Linked DNA regions of Homo sapiens: region 1 is linked to region 2. Evidence: chromatin contacts called from ENCODE Hi-C data. All regions are on one chromosome and are shown on one strand. Each heading gives the region's core, a stretch centred on a gene start or an enhancer-like site at or near the end of the contact. The rest is flanking DNA. Distances are from core to core; before and after follow the strand shown. Region 1 holds the start of UGT8 (UDP glycosyltransferase 8). Region 2 holds the start of NEUROG2-AS1 (NEUROG2 and ZGRF1 antisense RNA 1).

Region 1 (5,816 bases), core at 2,315-4,814, 2.1 Mb after region 2:
GCAGCCATACAGCTGGTCCTATGGGCTGTATGCAGTGTTCTAGGTCTGGTTTTTCCCACACTCGCCTCAGAGCACACAGTGCATGCTAAGAGATCTGTGCCTCCCCATGTCACACCCCGCATTGGTCTCTCCTGAGACTGTCTCACACACCTCCCCCGTCCCTGAAACTGTTTTCCTTTCTGACTGACGTGCGAGCCCCACCTGCATCTGGTGTCGGTTAGGGCGTGAGTTTTGTCTGAATCAATGGGCCTCTCCCATTGTCCCAACCCCCTCGGGTCAGATCAGTCATCATGCCCTGGGAGATGATCAGGCTCCCCTTCCGTCCTTATGGGACGGGTCTTGCCTTAGGGCCCAAACTTTACCGTGGTTCAGATGGCTGTGCGCTGCTCCCGTGACCATCCTGCAACCCCTTCCACTGGTTCCATTTGTGCTGTCGGGGGAAGGCCCCAGAACGCGGGAGGGCAGTTCTCCTTCTGGGCTGAAACTCTCCTGGTGGTGCCAAGGACCCCAGATCTCCCATGTCCTGGGGCTGTAGCCCACAGGCAAAGGAGACAGAAAATGTTCCCTCTCCAATCCCGGATGAGCCCCCAGAAATGTTACAAGACAATCAAAGACTGGAGAGACTGAAAAAGGTTCAGGAGAGTCTATTAAGGTGATCACCGGCCCAGCCGGACATATGTCCAGAAAGTATGAGCCCCAAACTAAGGGCTTTTCCTACTTTTAAACATTTTAAGGCAGGAACTACATGAGGTGGGAAGCAAGTTACAGAAGCGAGAAACAAAGGCAGTTAATCAAGCATTACAACATTTCTTACATCTTGAGAAAAACATGTCTTGCAACCTAAACTTATTGGTCTTGTGACTGCAGCTGTGCAGGAGCTTGCTGGCCTGTAATAAACTTGAGTAATTTGGAGTTGGGGAGTATAGATAAGGTCCACTGTCCACAGAGACAGGACAGGCTGTTAACATTCTCCTTTAACTTGAGTGTAAGGGGGCAGGGATCACACTTTGCAGAAACTTTAAGAGGATTTTAAAATTTCTATTACTACTACTATTAAGTTACGTTTGATTTCATTAATTTCTTCTTCAAATTCTAGGAAGTCTGATCCCAGAGTTAATGGTGAATGATTACAAAACTTATATAATATCTCACATATGGTTGTTTATATTTTCCAATAAAGTTATATGGGGTGAATAATTATAACAAGTATTTCTGAAAAAAATAACAATTGAGAATACTGATATATATAGTCCACAGAAATAATGAGGGAATTTTAATACCATACTCCACATTGGCTGAAACTTTCTCACTGCAGGCTATGCTGTCCCATTCAACATTCTATAAACTAAAGATGATAGGGAGAATCTTGTTTAATCTGAATGGGAGCTTGAAGGATACATTAAATATGGAAAATATGCATCCTTCCTTAAAGAGAAGTAGCAAATGTTTTCATTATTCATTTATTCAACCACTTAGCCAATAATGTTAACAATTAAAGGTGGGAGCATTAAAAAAAGGAAAAGTGGGGTGGGGCGGTGAAATGAACCTCACTGATTTCTTGCTTTTATCATTTCAAACTCCAAAAGTGTATTTCAACTATTCATATGATGATTGAATAAACTTGTTTTACATTATGGAACACCCTTACTGTGTAGAGCTGTGAGAAATTCAATAATCAGTATTTAATGTGGACAAAAATAGATAGATTAGAGAAACAATAAACATGGACATATCTACACATAATATATACTCCTTTTCTATCCAAAAATCTGACAAAAACCTTACACAATGGTCAGTTTACACCATTTTAAGGACAAGGATGTGGTGAAACAATTTTAAACATTTTTATATAATAAAAGAAAAAAGTTGTTTTAATTGCTAATGATCAAGTTTTTACCAAGAATTTACATATGCATCATCAAACAGTAGCTTGAAACTGAAGCTTGACCTTTGAGAAATAAAGCTTTTAAAGTAAATGTCTAAATTCTCTTTTCTTTATTATGTTACATTTCATTTACTTTAGGTTTTCTAGTGCAATTTAAATAAGAAATAAATAGAGAGTATGGTAATCAGGTACAAAGGCTGTGAAAATATTCCCTGCATTTTGCACAGGGAATATGTTCAAATTCCTAATCTGCAAAGAAGAAAAGTGCATTTTCTTTTTTGAAATGGCATTTGAAGATCTCTCCATCCATGAACATTCTTGAGCATATGGATTTTACAATAACAGCAGTGTATATTAGTTTTTTAATTTATCATTAACTGATAACATATACAGTAAAATATAATTTCCGTTTTCTTATCTAAGGGCAGAAAATCCCAACCTATTTCTGAATCTCACTTTGGAACAAGGACAGAATGACCTGACATGGCATTTTTGATTTCCAACGTTTAAACGCATAACGTTTGTGTGCTATGGAAGCATCTTAGCTTCTGGAATTTATGCTCGACACGAAACATAAACAATAAACAATTCAGTCCACGTTATATAGACATATCTCATATATATATGAGATATATATATATAAAATATCTTACGCACATGCACACTTAGACTTTCTCGGTTTTCATGAAACTCACAATCTACCTCAGGCGCTCAAAGGCACTCGGCCTCTCAGGTCTGAGGCACCACAGAGAGGCTTCCTTGGGCACAGTTGCTTGCTGGTCAAGACGCCAACTTGGCAAGGTTATGCTGCTGGCAAAGGCAGATTCGTCAGAATAAAGTCGCCACAGGCTCAACCAGGCAAATCATGAATGGCCCTTTCAGCAGGAGCCTGAGAGGAGGGATGTTATTCAGCCCAGCAACCCTATTTACTTTTTTTCAGGATCCCCAAACTCGCGTTTTTTAAGGCTTTCCGCTACAAGAGAGCCAGAATTGAAGCCTGGGTTGGCGGCAGTGCAGGTACCTGCTCACCTAAGCATCCCTCTTTTAATTTTCCTAACTCCTCCACCCACTTGCCCAAGTATAACTTTTGAATGGATTCAGCAGAAGTGAGGCAGGAAAGGCAGGAAGATGAGAAAAGGCGCGACATCAACACGCAGAGCTCACTGAGCCGCCTTGATGATAAAAGGCGGGCACAGGGACTACGTGGGTGGTGGCAGAAAGGGCGCGGGACACGCCTCGCAAAGAGGGAAGAGTGGGCGGGGCCACGTGCCGTTGTCAGAGTTCGCAACTCGAGCGCCCAGAGGGCTCGCGAAAAGTCCCAGCCTGCAAGCCAACCTCGCTCAGCGGACGACTGGCCGGATCCCAACGCGCTGCCCCTTGCCCAGCCTGCGAGCGCGTGGTACGAAGGCGCGTCTGCATCCATGCCCCAGCCCGGGGAGCTGGAGGCGCTCGCAGTCAGAGGCGAGTGATGCTAGGCTGAGCGCGTGGCGGCCCGTGTCGTGCCCCGCTGAGCCAAGTGCGGAAGGGCAGCGGCGCGCTCCGACTCTGCTCGCCGCACGCAGGGCGGGGCGCGGCTGGGGGGCGGGGGGCCTGGCCGCCCGCTGGGAGCTGCGGACGAGCAGGCGCGCTGAGGACCCGAGGGAGGACACGGTTAAAGCATTGCTATCAACTGTGAACCCAGAGAGCCCTCCTTAGCCAACACGCTAACTCCGAAGCCTCCCTTACGCCCCCGAACCACCGAAGGCGGCGACACCTGATTCAGCGCACAAACACAGGTCCCTTCTGTCCCGGATACAATTACGCGGCAGACACACACTCAAACTCGCGCGGGGCAGCCAAGAGACGAGGTGAGCGGAGGGACCACGCCGTTCCAGAGGGCGGAAGGGGGGGCGGTCTGGGTGGAGGAGAGGGGCGTTGTTTGCTCCCTGAGGTGAGTGCCGGGCGAATGGCTGCTGTCCAGGGGCGGGGGGGTGGGAATTAGAAAGCACAGACAGGGTTGGGCTGAGGAAGTTAGAAGTGGTTAGTGGGGGTTGGCGGGGTAGGGAGAAAGGCTAGGGGTTGAGGGGGTGTGAAGGAGATCTTTTTAGGCTGGCCCCTCATAGCGCCCGCGATCCTGTTTCTGCCATATGGCATCCGTTCGAGGGTTCTCTCGCGTTTGTGCGCTCAAGGCAGAGGGAGGGTATAACGGGGAGGCGATTCGGCCGAGGACCTTGTACTTGACCCCTGAAGGGATGGGCACCGCGGAGCCCAGAGGCCAGAGCCAGCTGCCAGGGCAGGGATGGAGGTGGGGGACCAGGAGGAGCTTCGGGACCTCTTCAACTCCCCTTTACTCCGTCTTCCCCCTAAGGAGGAACAAGAGCGGGATGTGTTGGGGGTGGGGAATGTCTTGGGGCTGTACAAGCTCGCTGAGACTTTTCGGGGCCCGCCGTTTCCGCGTGCCCGCGCGACTCTCGACAATGGACAGTGTACAGTGGTGGCAGGGTTTCACGGGTCCCCGCGCCGATTTGGGAATGGTACGGGGTGCCCTTGCATTAGAGAAGCCTGTGCGGGCCCCCGGGATTAGAGAAGAGGTGAGCGCCTGCGGGCGGGGAGAGAAGGACGCGCTGCTGGCAAAAAGAAGGGCGCCTTCCATGGACTGGAGGAGCGGCGAGGGAGCCTGGTATGTGTGTTTTGGATTTGAAGGAGGCAAACCGCATCGGAGAGTGCAAGTAGATGCAGTGCGTCGGGGCAAAAGGACAATCTGAGGAGGTGGGCGGGGTACCCAATCTCTATATACAAGCTTTCTGGTTTAATTGAGGGTTTATAAAATTGAGTACGGTAAACCTGCCATTGTGCAGCACTTCCTTAGGAAAGGAATAGCCTCTGTACCTGTACCGCGAGTTCCCATCACCTTTCAGCATCTAGGCGGGGAGAGGAGAGAAGGTAGAGAACTTCTGAGAGAGTTCTGAGAACTAACGCGAATGGCTGGATTGCGCTAACTAGGCGTTCTTAGCAGGAAAATGTCGCCAAGGGAAGGAGTGGGTGGCGGTATCAAACCAGGCGTGCTCTGGAGAATCACCTTTATTATGAGCCAGTGTTAGCAGTGACGATAGAGTCTTTTATTTCTGGGGATCCTATTGGTAAAAATTAGAAAAAAACCACACTACTCCAAATACTCCAAAAATCTTCAGTCCCCTCAGGCTGTCACCTTGTACTACCAGTTTTTCAGTATCAATGACGTGAATGTTAGGGAGTTTGGCTAGATGCCAAATTGTTATCATTTCTGATAATTTCATGTTCAAAAACGTCTATATTCACTCAAAATTGGCGTGCTTCTGACATATCCCCAGAAAAAAATCACCACCATTTGAAGGAAGGATAGAAAGTGCCCTTTTTTCTTTTCTTTTTTAAAAACTTTTATTTTAGGTTTTGGGGTACATGTGAAGGGTTGTTACATAGGTAAACACATGTCACAGGGGTTTGTTTTACATATTATTTCATCACTCAGTTATTAAGCCCAGTACCCAATGGTTATCTTTAACCAATATTTTAATAGTGTTAAGAGTAACCATACTTTGTCCCCAGGAGATTTTAAAATTAGAGTCATGCATCTTAATATTATATGGTAAAGGAGACCAGAACTTTGTGTTACTTGAATTAAATCTTAGCCAGCTTAGTTTTCTCCTATAGAAACTGTCTCTTGGTGGTTTGAGGTTTTGCTTTAGGAATGTGTCTGTGTTCAGCAACTCTTCTAGATAATGCCAGAGAAAAACACTCTAGTATTGTATGATTTGCCTGCCACCTACAAGGTTAAGTTGACATCTAGTGTTGTGTGACTTAGTATTATACAAGTCTTTAAAAACTACAATAAAGCATAGTGCCCCGATATTTAGTAAAGGCTTGATACTCTATTAGGAGGTTGGGCATAACTGAACAGAAACTATACTTCTGA
Region 2 (6,015 bases), core at 1,252-3,751:
ATTGGGAAAGCGGAGCTATTTCTGTATATATTTTCAATTCCAGTTCACTCTAAATATCTGCTTTATTCTGGGAGTCTGCTTTTAAAAGCAACTAGCTTGTTAAAATGCCTAATAGGAAATCTGCTTCTAATAATGAATTTATACGTACTGTTACATCACAGATGTTAGAGCTGGAAAGGGAGCACCCTTGGAGGTCATGTCCAATCCCTTCAGTTTACAGATGAGAATTGAAGCCAAACGAGTTGCACAAAAAACAAATTTCTACACACTCCACCAAGAAATTTCAACTTCACTTTTTTTCAAATCAAGGTTTTCTGAACTTTGGAGCTTATCATGACTTAATTATCATTTAAATTCTTCTCCCCTTTTTTGCTTATCTTGTTTGCTCAGAAATTTATTTCTTAGAAATAAATTGTGTGTTTATCTTAAAAATAGAAAGTTACACTCTTATTTTCAATATTAGTGTCTCAAATATGATTCAGCTTTTTGTGATTTCTTAGTGATATTCTACACAAAGCATTGCCCAAAAATACAAGTACTATATTCAATTTGACATGGGAAGAATTTCAAAAAAACACAACTCATTTGGCATCTAAAAATCACATAAGCAAGAAAAAGGTAGAATACAACACACAAACTTATGAAAATTAGATAGTTTATTTATAGTTTAATCACAAGAACAACTTTCTTGTTCTTCAAGATGTAAATACATACTAGAATAAACTCTGTAGAATATACAAAAAATACATATTTTCCCATGAAAAATTTCTTTATAATAAATAGAAGGGAACACGTGTGTGGCTGATCCGGATAATGCTCCGTGTCTGCTTAGGTTTTCAGACTGTTGATTTATTTTTAATCTCTTGAAAGAATGGGGGAGTTCCTTCTCCCCTAAAAGGTCGAAATAAATAATACATGAGGCAATCCTCCCTCCTGATTTTTCCCTTTTCCTCCACATTTTTCCTTTTGATAGAGAGTTCAGCCTAAATTTCCACGCTTGCATTCAATCATTACAAAGCCTACAAATTATACAATGACTTCTAACCTGCCCCTCTAACAAAACAAGTTTTTTTCCCCTTATAAATCATAAGAGACAGATGGCAAAATGGGGAAGAAAAAGGAAAGAGAAGGACAGGACAATAGGCATTGTGACGAATCTGGGAAACAGAACAAAGTGCACATCAGAGAGGGAAGTTTGGTTTGACAGGTGAAATTCCCACAGCCTGCAGACAGCAATGGGAATAAAGCAGATGCCAGCCATTGCAAATCTGTGGATAATATTATTACCAGCAAAATCATTCAGATGCTAAGATACATTTCTTTCTACTCGACATTAACATCTCTATGTAGAAGCAAAGGTGAAGAGATCACAGGAACCAGTTGCATTCCCCCTGTGAGATTCACACGAACTGCACCAAGTCCTTCGGCGTTAAAGAGAAAGGGGAGGAGCGTCAGTCCGCTCTGCAAACTCTTTAGATATGCCACCATCATCTCTTCCCAGGGTCTTTTTCGTCTCAAGAAGCGCCCCCAAAACGCCACCCTTGGCTTTGACAATAAGCTCCATCACACCTTCAGTAAATCAGAGCCCGTCTGAATGAAGGATACCCAAAGCCAAGAAATGCAAGAAACAACCGAGGAATCAGAAAGGCTACACCTGCCCTGTGAAGTGAGATGGTTTCCAGGGCGTGGAAAGGAGGGGCAGGGGAAGGGAGGAGGGCTCGACTGGGGACAGGAAAGGGAACCCACTAAGGCCTGGCGTGGGTAGCAGAAATGGCAGCTCTAGATACAATCCCTGGCTATGGGGAGGTGAGGTGCATAGCGGTGCTTGTCGGGAGGTGGGGGCTGCCAATAGTCCATGTCTGACCCGGCCGGGCTGGCGGGCGATAAAGTGCAGCTGTAGGGGGAGGTGGAATTGGAGGACACGGAGGAGGACGGCGCGGGGCTGTTGGTGCAACTCCACGTGGAGGCGGGCGAGGGGCTGTCTCCGCTGCTGCTCAGGGCGGCGCTGGCTCCTCCCGGGCTCAGCAACACTGCCTCGGAGAAGAGCGCCCCCGGCAGGCCCCCGCCGCCGCCCCCGCAGTGATCCGCCAGGCGCAGGGTCTCGGTGAGTGCCCAGATGTAGTTGTGGGCGAAGCGCAGGGTCTCGATCTTGGTGAGCTTGGCGTCCTCGGGGAACGTGGGGAGCACCTCGCGCAGCGCGTCCAGTGCCGCGTTGAGGTTGTGCATGCGGTTTCGCTCGCGGTTGTTGGCCTTCAGTCTACGGGTCTTCTTGATGCGCTGCACCGTCTCGGCCGTCTTGGCGCCTCGGGAGACGGCCCGCGCCCGGGAAGGGCGCCGTTTGCAATCGTGTACCAGACCCAGCAGCCGTGCGGGCCGGCAGCCCTCCGCACCCGCAGCCACGCCGCCCCGCGCCCCCTGCCCGGCCTCAGCCCCGCGCTGCCGACGCGCCCCGCCTGACGCGCCCGGCTCCTCCTCCTCTTCTTCGTCGGCGCTGGATGACAGCGGGGTCAGGGCCGCCAAGGCGGGGGAGGCCGATCCGAGCAGCACTAACACGTCCTCTTCCTCCTTCAACTCCAAGGTCTCGGATTTGACGAACATCCTACCGAAGAGAGAAAGGGGAAAAAGGCAGTGAGGTGTAAGGAAAGAAACAGAGGCGCGATCTTCGTGTCACAGGGGCGTGCTCCGGCGCGCACCCGAGAAGACCAGCTCCGAATGGCGCGGAGCAGGAAGGCGAAGGAAGAAACCCAGGCAGTGCTAACCAAGGTCAGGAGCGCCGCTAGCGCTCGCTGTGACCCTGCTGCCAGTCAGCCGGGTCCTGCCCTCCGCGGGCGGTCCTGCGTTCCCTCCCCGAGAAGGGACTGCGGCCTCCGCGACAAAGATTCTGCGCGGAGCAGAGGGCGTGCGGGTGTGGTTGGACTGAGTGCGGGGAAACCACCTGCGTAGTTGGAAGCGGTGGCTCGAATACTTACTTAGTTGGCTCTAACTGTGCCTCAGCGTTGCTGTGACTTTGGCCTGTGCCGGGAATCTCCGCGCAGCTGCGAGCGCAGCGCCGGGTCCTTCGCCCGGCGTGAAAGCTGCAAGCCCGGCGCTACTGTGGCGCAGCTCCGCGGGGGACCTCTGCGACCGGCGAGTTTGCCAAGAGCCCCGGCGGCGGCGGCGGCGGCCCGCCCGGGTCTCGTGTGTTGTGGTGGTGGTGCGTGTCTGTCTGTCAGTCAGTCCCTGGCCGTGCGGCTCCTGGCACGCGACTCCCAGGCACTCCAGTTAACGCGAAGCTGCTTGTGGTTCAGTGGCTGCGTGTCTGGCACACGACTCTCCTTAAAACCCCTTATATACCACCAAGAAAACAATCAGATCTGCCCCGGGCCCCCTCCTCCCCCGCCACCGCCTCCTCCTCCTGTCAGTCCTGCCCCCCTTCTCCCCCGCTTTTCCCTCCTCTGGCTTATTCTTTTCATTGCATTATCATCATTCATTTCTTCCTCTTTCTTCACCGCCTTTCCCCCTCCCTTGGCCCTGCCATCCATCCTCCTCCTCCCACCACCCCCGCCTCTCTTTTCCCCCTTTATCTAATCAACATAAAATGGTTCTAAAGCTCCTGTTGGAGCTCCGGGCTGCGGCCGGAGCTGGCGAAGCCGCAGCGGCCGCAGAGGCTCAAGCTGCGGCTGTTGTCGCCGCCGCTGTCCATTGTGATTGGTGGCTCGCGCTCGGCTGGAGCGTGCCGCTAATTTATTAATGAATGGAGGTCGCGAGGCGCAGCTGGCCAATCAGGGCGCCCTGGACTCCGGGAGGCCTGCGAGCCACGCGCACCGGAGCCCGCTCCCTTTCAGCAGCTCATTAGGGGCCCGAGCGCTGGGGGCGGATGGGGGGACCCGTGCTACCGCCCCCGCCTTCGTCCTCGCTGCCGCCGAGGCTCCCCCCGCCCGGCGCGCGCGCAGGCACCGCACCCGGCGCTGCCGGCCCTCCTAACTCCCGGGTGATGGGAACTAGGAATTAGTTAATGGGGGTCAGAATCCCGGGGAAAGCAGTTAGCCCTGTGGTGCTGCCGGGCGTCTCTTGGCAAAGCCTCTTAGGGGTTGTATCAAATAGTAAACGATTTTAAAATGGATTCATTTGGTTAGGGGAGGAGAATGGCGTGGATGGAGAGATGTGGACACCTCGTGAACAAGTGTGTTTGGGGTCCGTCGAAACTGGCGTGGGAGAGTGAAGGGAGAGGACACTGGGGATTCAAACAGGCGTCTCTTGGGAGGGGAGGTCGGATAGGGGAGCAGTTGATGAGCTTTTAGAGGATGTGAGAATGAAATCACTCACATGTTAGAGCTGAAAGGATCCCCCTCATTTTACATACAGGAAACTGAGGCTCCGGGCACTGATGCAGGTTTTGCTGGGGTTAACCCAGTTTATAGCCTGGAGGGACAGCAAGGAGGCTTCCTGCGTGGGTGGCAGCGAACCGAGCGGGAGGAGCGGCAGAGCTGCTGCTCCTGCAAGCAAATGCGCTGCGCTGACATTTCTGTGACCTCTGCTCCGCGCTGGGGGGCGTTGTAGGGACAAGGGGCCCATCTTCCCAATTCTGCTTTTCAATGAGAAAAAAGAGCTGAAGGGCTACTGGACCTCGGGGGAAACTTGTTCTCAATTGCTCGTTAGCCCTCCCCACTTTCCCCACGTTCATGCCCACCCTCTTGTCGACATGGGGATGGATCCGGACTTCAGTAGACCGGAGTGGCGTCCCTTGAGATCCCCTTTGCAAATTAACTTTAGGCAAGGCACAGTTGGAGTGTTAGGAGTGGAAGAGTAGAAGGGAAAGAGAATGCTGTCTTCTGGTTTCTGTCTCCCTCAGTTTGTAGGACTTAGAAACAAGCTGTATTCCAAAGACGGGGTGGTTAAATTAGCTGTTAGTATTTTGGCATGGCTTTAATTTGTTTAATGTTTTCTTCAGGGAGGTAACAAGGAGGATTGGAAGGCACAAAGTAAAGAAAATGAAAATTAGAAACTTGTGAAAAGGAGCATTACCCATTGCAGTTCTTCAAACTTCAGACTTCCTTCTGTCTTGGAATTACTTGAAAACTATCATGATTTCCACTTTGCTCTTTGATGTTTGTGTTTTCATATTCTCCCTTTTTAAAGCAAATTCCCAAAATATAAAAGCATCATTTGCCAGTTTCCTCCTCGACTATTTTAGAACAGCTAAATTTCATGTGTTAGAAGTGCAGAAATGAAAATGAAAGAAGAAAAGAGAGACACTTTCAATGTTTCTAGCACACAACACCTGCCTCTCACATATCTTTGGGTTTCTGTCTATCATGAACCTGCAGAATCAGAACCTCATAAAAAGTCTGACCAAGCAAAAATTATGCTAGAAGTGCTTACCTTTGTTGCTGTACACATGAGCGTTAATTTATGGGCAATTATCACTGATACGAAACAAGAAAATACTCTTCTCATAGTCCCCCTAAAAGAAAACACTCTTCTCATAGTCCTCCTAAAAGAAAACCTGCCAAGGATGTGGATGTGTCCAGTCCAGTAGGGACTGAAGGAACATGTGGGAGCAGACACAGAATTTGTTTGTAAATTTGAATAAAATATAAGGACAAGAAAGCTAGGTTCTGAGGAAATGATCAAGACTTTTAAAAACAAATACCTGAATGATAGGAGGAACCTTGGTTTTTCAGTCTTTAGATATCTATATCGCTTCACAGGAGTTGCCTGCAAAGAAATACAAGCCAAAATAGATTAATGTAATGAAAACAAAGGAAAATTTATTTTAGTGTCAGTGGAGATACCTGTCTTTGGACACGTTGCTTTAAACTTTTGGTTTAGCTAGGAAGTGCTGGGTTGATTTAATGATAAAATATATTTGGGGGAAGAACAGAATTGGAATCCAGTTAAGTAGAAGTAGAGACTTAAAGGGAAACTTGGTGAGCCTCATATAACCCCAAATAACAATGAGATCAAGCTGGGTTTGATGCTTAGTGCCAGTGAAACACACAATGGATTTCTTTAGTTGATTGTTAACAGTATTTG

What was found. A loop is a pair of places that touch in the nucleus more often than their neighbours do. Pooled maps may share reads with other maps.
Region 1: a pooled map shows a loop between it and region 2 (14-fold over the local background). The contact joins the promoter of UGT8 here to the promoter of NEUROG2-AS1 in region 2. A Hi-C loop is called at or near these places in 4 of 37 single-sample maps with no recorded cell type and 6 of 50 pooled maps.

What each region holds. Positions count from the first base shown.
Region 1 is chr4:114,595,243-114,601,058 of GRCh38, forward strand. UGT8 (UDP glycosyltransferase 8) reads left to right here and starts at 3,565. Exons shown (of 6, transcript NM_001128174.3): 1 at 3,565-3,732.
Region 2 is chr4:112,512,878-112,518,892 of GRCh38, forward strand. It overlaps NEUROG2-AS1 (NEUROG2 and ZGRF1 antisense RNA 1), which reads left to right and starts at 2,502. Exons shown (of 4, transcript NR_161159.1): 1 at 2,502-2,763. NEUROG2 (neurogenin 2) reads right to left here and starts at 3,303. Exons shown (of 2, transcript NM_024019.4): 1 at 2,970-3,303; 2 at 639-2,599. The coding sequence starts at 2,598. The coding sequence ends at 1,780. LOC124900760 (a long non-coding RNA gene) reads left to right here and starts at 3,928. Exons shown (of 2, transcript XR_007058231.1): 1 at 3,928-4,162; 2 at 4,931-6,015. RefSeq lists enhancers at 1,235-1,374, 4,074-4,954, 4,205-4,304, 4,405-4,524 and silencers at 1,935-2,134, 2,395-2,464, 3,785-4,064.